Linked DNA regions of Homo sapiens: region 1 is linked to region 2. Evidence: read pairs that join two places in POLR2A ChIA-PET (ENCODE). Cell type or tissue: PC-9. All regions are shown on one strand. Each heading gives the region's core, and the rest is flanking DNA. Links, peaks and the distances in the headings are about the cores only.

What was found. Peaks named below come from ENCODE experiments on the same cell type or tissue, not always from the same donor. Only the 100,000 strongest peaks of a DNase experiment are listed, where the experiment ranks them.
Region 1: POLR2A ChIA-PET joins it to region 2 with 5 read pairs; 3 of 35 experiments call an interaction of 5 or more read pairs at or near these places.

What each region holds. Positions count from the first base shown.
Region 1 is chr7:116,540,873-116,545,270 of GRCh38, forward strand. All of the region lies in intron 2 of CAV1 (caveolin 1), which reads left to right. Among named protein-coding and RNA genes, the nearest start is that of CAV1, 18 kb to the left of the region's middle. RefSeq lists a silencer at 1-197 and an enhancer at 1-197. In PC-9, for the core only: no CTCF peak of the experiment used is centred there; no DNase peak of the experiment used is centred there.
Region 2 is chr7:116,393,393-116,397,790 of GRCh38, forward strand. No RefSeq gene overlaps it. Among named protein-coding and RNA genes, the nearest start is that of CAV2-DT, 100 kb to the right of the region's middle. In PC-9, for the core only: no CTCF peak of the experiment used is centred there; a DNase peak (open chromatin) is centred at 2,199; H3K4me3 peaks cover 468 bases; H3K27ac peaks cover 2,192 bases.

The DNA of each region.
Region 1 (4,398 bases), core at 135-4,134, 150 kb after region 2:
AAACCAAGATGCCTGGTGAGTATAATGGATATGGAAACCCCCCTTGTAATAATTCCACAGTTCCAAGGGGCCAAGGTCTCCAGGTTGAGTCACTATTGTAAACACACCCATAGATGAATCCACATGCCATACCTCCTTGAGTAAGTGGGGACTCAAACTAGGTCTGTCAATTGTTCCAGAAAATTAAGCATCTAAATAATTTAATGATAATTTAAAAGAAGCACAATGAAATATTTCAAGGAATGTCACATACAAGATTCTGTACCTCTTCTGCTTTGGTTAGACTCATTCAGAATAGGTTCCTGCTTTGATCTTAAGAGGGAGGTAGAGATTCTGGAGAAGCCCTAGGGAAGAGCAAAAGGAAAGGAATAAGGAGCCAAGAGGAAACCCAGGGTAAGGCTGAGGAGGGACTGTTTCGTGTAGGTGATTTATTGGAAGGGTTGGAAGGAAACATGGAATGACAATTACCTTTGGTTATTGTCAGGTTAGTATGAGACTTACAAGAAAAGCACTGCTCAGACGCAATTACCATTCAAGATAAGAAATAATAGGAAAGGCTAGCACACTTAGCTTTTTATTTAAAAAAGTGTTAGGTAGGCTGAGCACGGTGGCTCACTCCTGTAATCCCAGCACTTTGGGAGGCCAAGGTGGATAGATGACTTGAGCCCAGAAGCTTGAGACCAGCCTGGACAACATGGTGAAACCTCATGTCTACAAAAAAATACAAAAATTAGCCAGGCATGATGGCATGCACCTGTAGTCTCAGCTACTTGGGGGGCCAAGAGGTGGGAAGATTGCTTGAGCCCAGGAAGTCGAGGCTGCAGTGAGCCATGATTGTGCCACTGCATGACAGCCTGGGCAACCGAGTGAGAGCCTGCCTCAAAAAAAAAAAAAAAAAAAGTGTTAGGTGACATGAGAGAAGATCTTCCAAGTAATAAGAGTGGCTAATCCCAGGAATGTGTCACCAGAGGTTATTTTGTAATAGTCGTGTGTTAAATTCCTTATTTGTCTATATAACTTCTCAAATCCTTCTGCCTCTACAGTTATAGTTTAACTGGCGCATAACAGCCTTCACACACAGCCTCATAATTAAACATAGACATACATATGAACACTTTCCCCTATGCCAGCAGGATACTTGGTTTGTTTAGGGGCAAAGAGGAATTGATGTGGCGTTGTTTCAATCAGTGGTTGAAAATGCAAGTGGTAAACATTGAAAAATAGAACACTGCAAAAGGCATGCATTGTATATACCAAAAGGTCAGCATGAAGCATTATCTGTATGGCAAGCCTGCCCATCCACTCCCTCCTACACGTTGCATATTCACACAGTTTTGCAGCTTGTATAAACCCCTATTGTGATAGAAACTCATGAAAGAGTGTGGTCTCTGCGAAAGCTGGCTGTTCTGTGAATTTAGACCAGTGGTTCTTCACCCTGGCTGCAAATCATCTGGGGAACATTTAAAAACACTGTTTTAAACACCCCAACCCTAGAAATTCTGATTTAATTGGTCTGTGGTGGGGCCCAGAACTCTGTATTCTTTTTTTAAGGCTCTCAGGTGCTGCTAATGTATAGCTAAAATTGGGTCTGGTTTAGACTCTCAGAATTTCTTAATAATTAAACACTTTATCATGACAAGACTTTCAGGACCTTAAAGGCCACAGTGGGGTAGTTATCATTTCACTAGGTCCTCATCTGGGGAGGTCCTTGGCATTTTTACTGGAATATATTTGTCACTCAAATTTCTATTACAAAAAATTCTTTCTTGCACACTGCTTTAGCAACTACATGAGATATACTTTGTACATAGCACAAATCTCATATCACTTATGTAATCCAGCTCTGTGGTTCCTTCCTTTCCTTTGCCTGTTTATTTTTAATTCTTCCCAAGAGGAAGCTTAGCCAGTTAGAACACCAGAGTATCATCCCCCTCCCCCTTTTCCCACCTGAGTTCATGGCTTAGACATACTAGGAATGAAGCTGACAACATGCACTAGTTTTTTTCGAAATTATGCAGCAAAATTCCCAAAGTGCGAGTGGCCACAGAGATCTTCACAGGGCCCAGGGACAGGCAGACATCATTCTTTCTCCAGTTCCTGGCACAGAAAAGAGACCTTAGGTTACTGAGAAGATACCAGTCCCTCCTCAGAGCAGACAAGGAAACTGAGCCTCAGAATGAAAGACTGAATTTCAGTCCTTTCTTGAACATGGACCTCCAGGGTTATATTGGGCCTTGGAAAAGGCACTTACACTCTGGACTGTAGTTTCTTCATCTATAAAATCAAGAGGCAGAAACAGACAATCTCTAAGTTGCCTTTATTTATAAAATTCCGAGATTCTAGTTGACCAGTATTCATACAAGAGTTGAAGCCTGTAAGAGTGCAGAAAGCCCACACAAAGAGACAGTGGAAGACCTCTCATCAGTAGTATTTTTATTACCCTCTTCCTAGGTTTTACCAGTCAACATCCTCACTGTTAATATACAGACCGTGGTATTTAATTAAATCATCTTTGAAATACTGAGCTATCAACAGATGGCATGCTGAATGCAAAAGGACCACAAATAAATATTTGGTACTGAAGAAGATCAAGAGTTGGAGTTCATTTCCCATTCTGATCTGGGCTCAGAACTCTGTGGTCTTCCCTCTAATCATCCTTGCCACCAAATTGGCTGTATCTGTTCTAAGATGGATCAGAAAATCAGTTCCAAAGTTGGCTACAAACTTTCAGGTTTGGGTTTTGTTTTGTTTTTTTGTTTTGTTTTGTTTTGTTTTTGCAACCAGCCAATTCATCTTAGTTCACATGACAGAGAAGTGCATAATTACTTGCAACTTTAGTTAGAGCAGTGGCCTTAAGAAGGTCTAGCTAAATAAAAAGTGCTCAGACTTTCTGAGTGCTGACAGTTGTCAAATTCACCTAGTTCACATGGCCCCATTTCTATCGTTTGTTTTGTTTTGTTTTTGTTTTTTAACAGCCCATCTGTGAGCAATAGGATCAGATGACTAAGAGCTACAGGGCAGAAACACTGTTACTTAGAGTCAAATTTTCCCATTACCTAGCTGTAAAGAGTTTGTTTCTCTCTGACTCATATAAAGTTTACCATTTAGGCCCCTGCATGATTTTAATTCCATCACTTAACACCCCAGCCATATGATTCTGAAGGTAAACATGAAGGCGTTTGAATTCCAGACCACCTAAACATTCTTAAGGAAATCATCATCTCCACGGGCAGAGCTATGCCAAAATCTGTAGGTTTTAACTCAAATTTCATGATAAGCAAAAATTGAATTAATTTGTCTTCCATTTTGTTCACCTTTTTGCCAAAATTATGCCTGGATTAGAATAAATAAATTCAATCAATGAATGCAATCACTAATTCTTACGCCAGATAATAACACATTCAGAATTCTCCTTTCCCTGGGAGATTTTATCAGGTTAGTGTTCTTGTAAACAGGAGAAAGAGAAAAATATAACTTAGTAAATAGCAGTATTCACTAATTCATTCATTTATTCAACAAATATTAATTTACTACCTACTACATTCCAGGGAGCTTAGAGTCTAGTATCAGAAATAATAACCACACACACACATACACACACACTACATTAAATAAGGATGTGATAGGCTAGATGAAATAAATAAATAAATAAAAGGTCCAGGTGAGAAAAGAAGGTGGGGGCTAGAAAGAAGTCATTGAAGAAAAAACATTTAGGTTAAAACATTATGAATAACTTAGAGTGAGCCAAGTGCAGAGTGCTGAAGGAGTGCTCCAGGCAAAATCAACAGCAAATGGGGAGTCCTTGATGTAGAAAAGGGTTTGAGGAATTGTCCTGGGAGAAATACTCAAGATTCCAGTCTGAATTCTAGAGGTTAGTGATTTAGAGAGGCAAGTACGAAAATGACTTCCTCTCTTACCTTAAAAGTAAGTGCACCATAGAAGGAAATCACCCTTCCTTGGTAATAATTCCTGAGTGAGCCTGAGAAGCCAGAGGCCATCTCTATTTTATAGGCACTGTCCCCTTTTCAGTTACCCATGGCTAGCTCATTGACCTTGTCCTGGTCGTTTCCTCATTTCACTTACTCCATCCTCAAAACGTAGACGCTTCATAAATATTGTATAAATGAATGAACTCACAAAGTCACAGTACAGCAAGGCAAAAGTGCCTGCAATAAACAAGCATTCTAGGCTAGAAATATTTCTCAACTTCAAATTGTGTCTTATTACATTGTATTCCGATTTTCTAGAGTGGTAGTTCTCAGTCAAGGGAAAGTTTTTCTTCCCTTCCAGGGGATATTTGGCATTGTCTGGAGATAGTTTTAGTTGTCACGATTTGGGGGATGCTTCTGGCTCAACTTGGGTAGAGAAGCGGGGATGCTTATAATCATCCTACAGTGC
Region 2 (4,398 bases), core at 318-4,317:
TGGCCTTCACATATGGAAGATGCCAAATACATAAGTTACTCCAAAATAAAAGAATAATAATAAATCAAACACAGTCTAAGATACATTACAACCCTAGTTTTAATTTAAAATTAAGAGTATATGCATTACTCTTTTTTTGGTAATTGATGACATGATGTAATTTTATATTCACTTTGCAAAGCAACAAGATCTAAAGCCTTGGCAAGATAAACATTCTGACTAAAAAATAGTGTGTTTTAGATTCTTTTGGTTGCTGGGATATAAGAGGCTGAGGAAAGAGTGTTCCCAACACAATTTGTGACCGCCCTTTCTTTCCTCTTCTCCCTAACAAGGTTAGTTAGATTCGTGCAGATCCTGTAGATTAAAAAGCGCCCTTATCACTGCCTGGTGATCACTGTTCCAGCCCTGGACAATGAAGGTTCATCCAAAAGCACCACTTCCTTTTTGCTATTGACAGGAAACTCTGCCTGTGACAAGCTGCACAAGCCTCACTCAGTGCCTGGCGGGGTTGCAGCTGGAGACGTGGGAGGAAAAACAATTTCTAATCCTGGTGTTTGTGCAATAGAGTATCAGGTGGACGGTGAGATGGGAAAGCTAATGGGGATTTTTTTTTAACATTCATTATTTAAATACATCATTGTCCCAGCCTGGATAGAGAACTGTGATACTCACAAAAGAACGTACAAGAAAAAATAAAATATTTTTCAGGTTAAGACAACTTGGAACTTAGAAATTTAGCATGTAAAGAAGTGTGGTAAGGTTCCATAAGAGAATGATAACTGTGAAAATAGACTAGCTCTTCTAAAGGATCTGCTAGGGGTATGTTTCAAACTCTCTTGAATTCTTATGTTCAATTATAAAATGTGCCAATTCACTCATAAAAGTGTACCAGACCCGGCACGGTGGATTGCGGGCGGGGTGCGGTGGCTCACACCTGTAATCCCAACACTTTGGGAGGCCGTGGCGGGTGGATCACGAGGTCAGGAGTTCGAGACTAGCCTGGCCAACATAGTGAAATCCCATCTCTACTAAACGTACAAAAAAAAAAAAATTAGCCAGGCCTGGTGGCAGGCACCTGTAATCCCGCATACTCAGTAGGCTGAGGCAGGAGAATCACTTGAACCCAGGAGGCGGAGGTTGCAGTGAGCCAAGATAGCATCACTGCACTCCAGCCCAGGCGACAGTGCGAGACTCCATCTCAAAAAAAAAAAAAAAAAATTGTACCAAACTCTCTTTAAAATATTACCAGAGAAACAGTTAAAATGAAAAGCACTAGCAATTGAAGCACCCTGAATATCTTATTTTCATGTATCATTTTTCATCTATATTGCTTGAAAGAAATACATTAATCGTGGGAATTTTGTTTAGATACTCTGATTGACTGTATCAGAGGAAGACGACGGAATGCACCCTTGATGTGCGAAAATGAGGAACTGATGAGACAACACAGATGGAAATATTCATCAGGTAGTTGGAGATTTGGACCTACAGTTCTAGAGAAAGGTGAGCTACTAAGACAGGAAAAAAAAATGCCAAAGGAGAGAAAATATAAGAAGTTCAATAATGAAGTCTCAAAAAAAAGTTTACTTTTGGAGTAAGAGAAAAAAAAAACAAGTAATTTTACTAAATGCATACCTAGATTTTTAAAAATCAAAGGAATATAATACACCTAGAAGTAGAGAGGTGGATAGGGTCTCAGATGATGCAAAGGTCAAAAAGAAAAGGAACTCTGAGCAGGAAATCCAAATTAGCAAGTTGGCAAAGTTTGACATTTGGAGAAAATAATTTCAGTAGACTAATGAAAGCAGAAACCAGATTGCTAGAAGAACTGGATTGCAAATGATAAGCAATAAGGCAATGGAGGAAATATGAGTAGATAATACTTTCAAAAATGTAACGGGGGCAGGAAGAGACAGAAGTTTGATCAAGGAGAAAGCTGGAAGACAGCTTCTTGCTCCTGAAAAGGGAAAGTTTAAACAGTGGAAATTAGACATTTGCACAGAGAAGGGGAAGGACAAGGATAAGACAAAAAATCTGCTCTTTGTTCTTAAGGAAACAAACAAACAAAAAATCCGTAAGAAAAAAATAAAATGTAAAAGAACTGAAAATTAAGATTAGCACTGCTATTTAGCACACTCATGTAGGTTAGCCACACCAGTCAGCATTTAGGAATTCCCTGCTGTCTGAAACAGCCCTGGTTTACACCCATGATTCAGGCAGTGGGCCTGTTTGTTTGCTTTTCCTTTGGTGAGAGAGTCTGCGCATCCTGTGGCAAGCCAAAGGTATCCCTGCCCTCTCCTGCCCTCTCTTCCCTCCTTGCTCCCCTTCCTCCCCCTCCTTTTTTTTCCCTCAAGCTGAGTTTGTCTTGGAAATTCTAACCTAGCAAATTAATTTTATTAAAATAAGCTAGGCAAATATCTCTGGCAATCAAGGAGGGCTTCGTTCTACTAGAAGAGCAGCCAATTTTTTTTTTTTTTTTTTAAAGAGAGAAAAGGATAGTTACAGAGGAAATACAGATAAAACTTGATTATTGAGAGCCTGCCTGGTGGTCCAGTTTCCTGGGTCAACAGTTTGGCCCAAACATTCAAGGCTGGCTGAAGTATAAAAAGATACAGAGGCAATTTGCTCATTCACTGGAGAGAATGCTTCCTAGCTTTAGACCAAAGCTCTAAGTGATATTAACAACCCCTTACTCAAAAACAGAATACAAATATGGTCTGACAAATGTGGACAATAAGGCACTTTATCAGAAATAACACATACACATACTTGGGGATCTTCATGTCTATATGCCTTTTCTTCTCTAGTTTTAAGACCTTTCCTACTGAAATCTTCCTCAACCTTAAAACCCAACTACTACCTCCTCCATTCCATTTTGTGAAATCCACAAAGTGGAATTCTTTTCTAAAATGATGGGAACTTAACATCTCTATAGTAAGCCCTTGGTGTCAAGAATTTTGCACTGATGTTGGAACTTGTTCTCTGCCTCTCTCCTCAATCCCCCAGTCATTCTATGACCCTATACCTTGCTTTTTTTTTTTTACTTTATAGCATTTTTCATTGATTTATATTTATTCATTTATTTGCATATTGTGTGTCTCTTCCTGCTATAAGATGCAGAAACACTGTGACTTTGTTTCATTCATAAATGTATTCCCAGAACTTTGTTTTGTTGTTGTTGTTGTTGTTGTTGTTGTTGTTGTTGTTGTTTTGAGACCAAGTCTCACTCTGAGGCACCCGGGCTGGGGTACAGTGGTGAGATCTCAGTTCACTGCAACTTCTGCCTCCCAGTTTCAAGCGATTCTTCCACCTCAGTTTCCCAAGTAGCTTGGATTATAGGTGCCCACCACCACACCCAGCTAATTTTTTTTGTGTGTGTATTTTTAGTAGAGATGGGGTTTCCCCATATTGGCCAGGCTGGTCTCGATCTCCTGACCTCAGGTGATCTGCCCACCTCAGCCTCCCAAAGTGCTGGGATTACAGGTGTGAGCCACCACACCCAGCCTATTCCCAGAACTTTGAATAGTGCCCAACGCATACTAGGAACTCAGCATATTTTGTTGACCTAATCAGGATATCCACCTTTTAGTTTTTTCATTTAATCCTCACAGCAATTTGTGAAGTAGATATTAATTTTCACACTGTTTCAGATAAAAATAGTTTTTCATCAATATGAGGAAATAAAGAATAACATAAAATTAACATATATAGGTATATATGTGATATCAATAATTAGATCCCTCTGATGCCAAAGCTCTGTTCTTATGTCATTTGTAGCCCTTGTCATACTGCCTTGTATTATGTCCTCATCTGTCATACCCACAAGGATGTGAGCTCCGTGGGAGCAAGCCTCATTCTTCTTTCAATAATCTCCCTGCCATGAAGATAGCTGCTATTCACCAAGTGTTTATTGAGTTGAAATTGAACTTTCTCGTCTCAACTCTTGGCCATACTTAGATTTGGGACTCACTTACATGGAAAATATTTGCTCACAAGAGAGTATGTAGTTTTCTACAACTAATCCAAGATAGGTGACTTCTCTCAGCCAAGTGACTGTAATACAGAACAAAGAGACAATCGTGCACCTATAGAAACAAGTGAACCTGCTGGCTGGAAAGGAATCTGAACAGAATAACAAGAGGTCATTTCACAAGAAGGGAACAGTAAAAGCATTCGTGCAGAGAGGCAGGAAGGCTTGGAAGATGCACTTGGAGATGAGGGAATAGACCCAGCTGTCTGGGAACATTGATATCCATTGGAGTGGCAGCAGATGCAGGATGCTTCTATAGTCACCAGAACAAGTGAGTTCTAAAACTCTGAACTCTCAGTAGTGTAGTTTGTGAACTGGTTTCTATATGTATTAGATTCCTATTGCTGTTATAGCAAATTACCACAAAT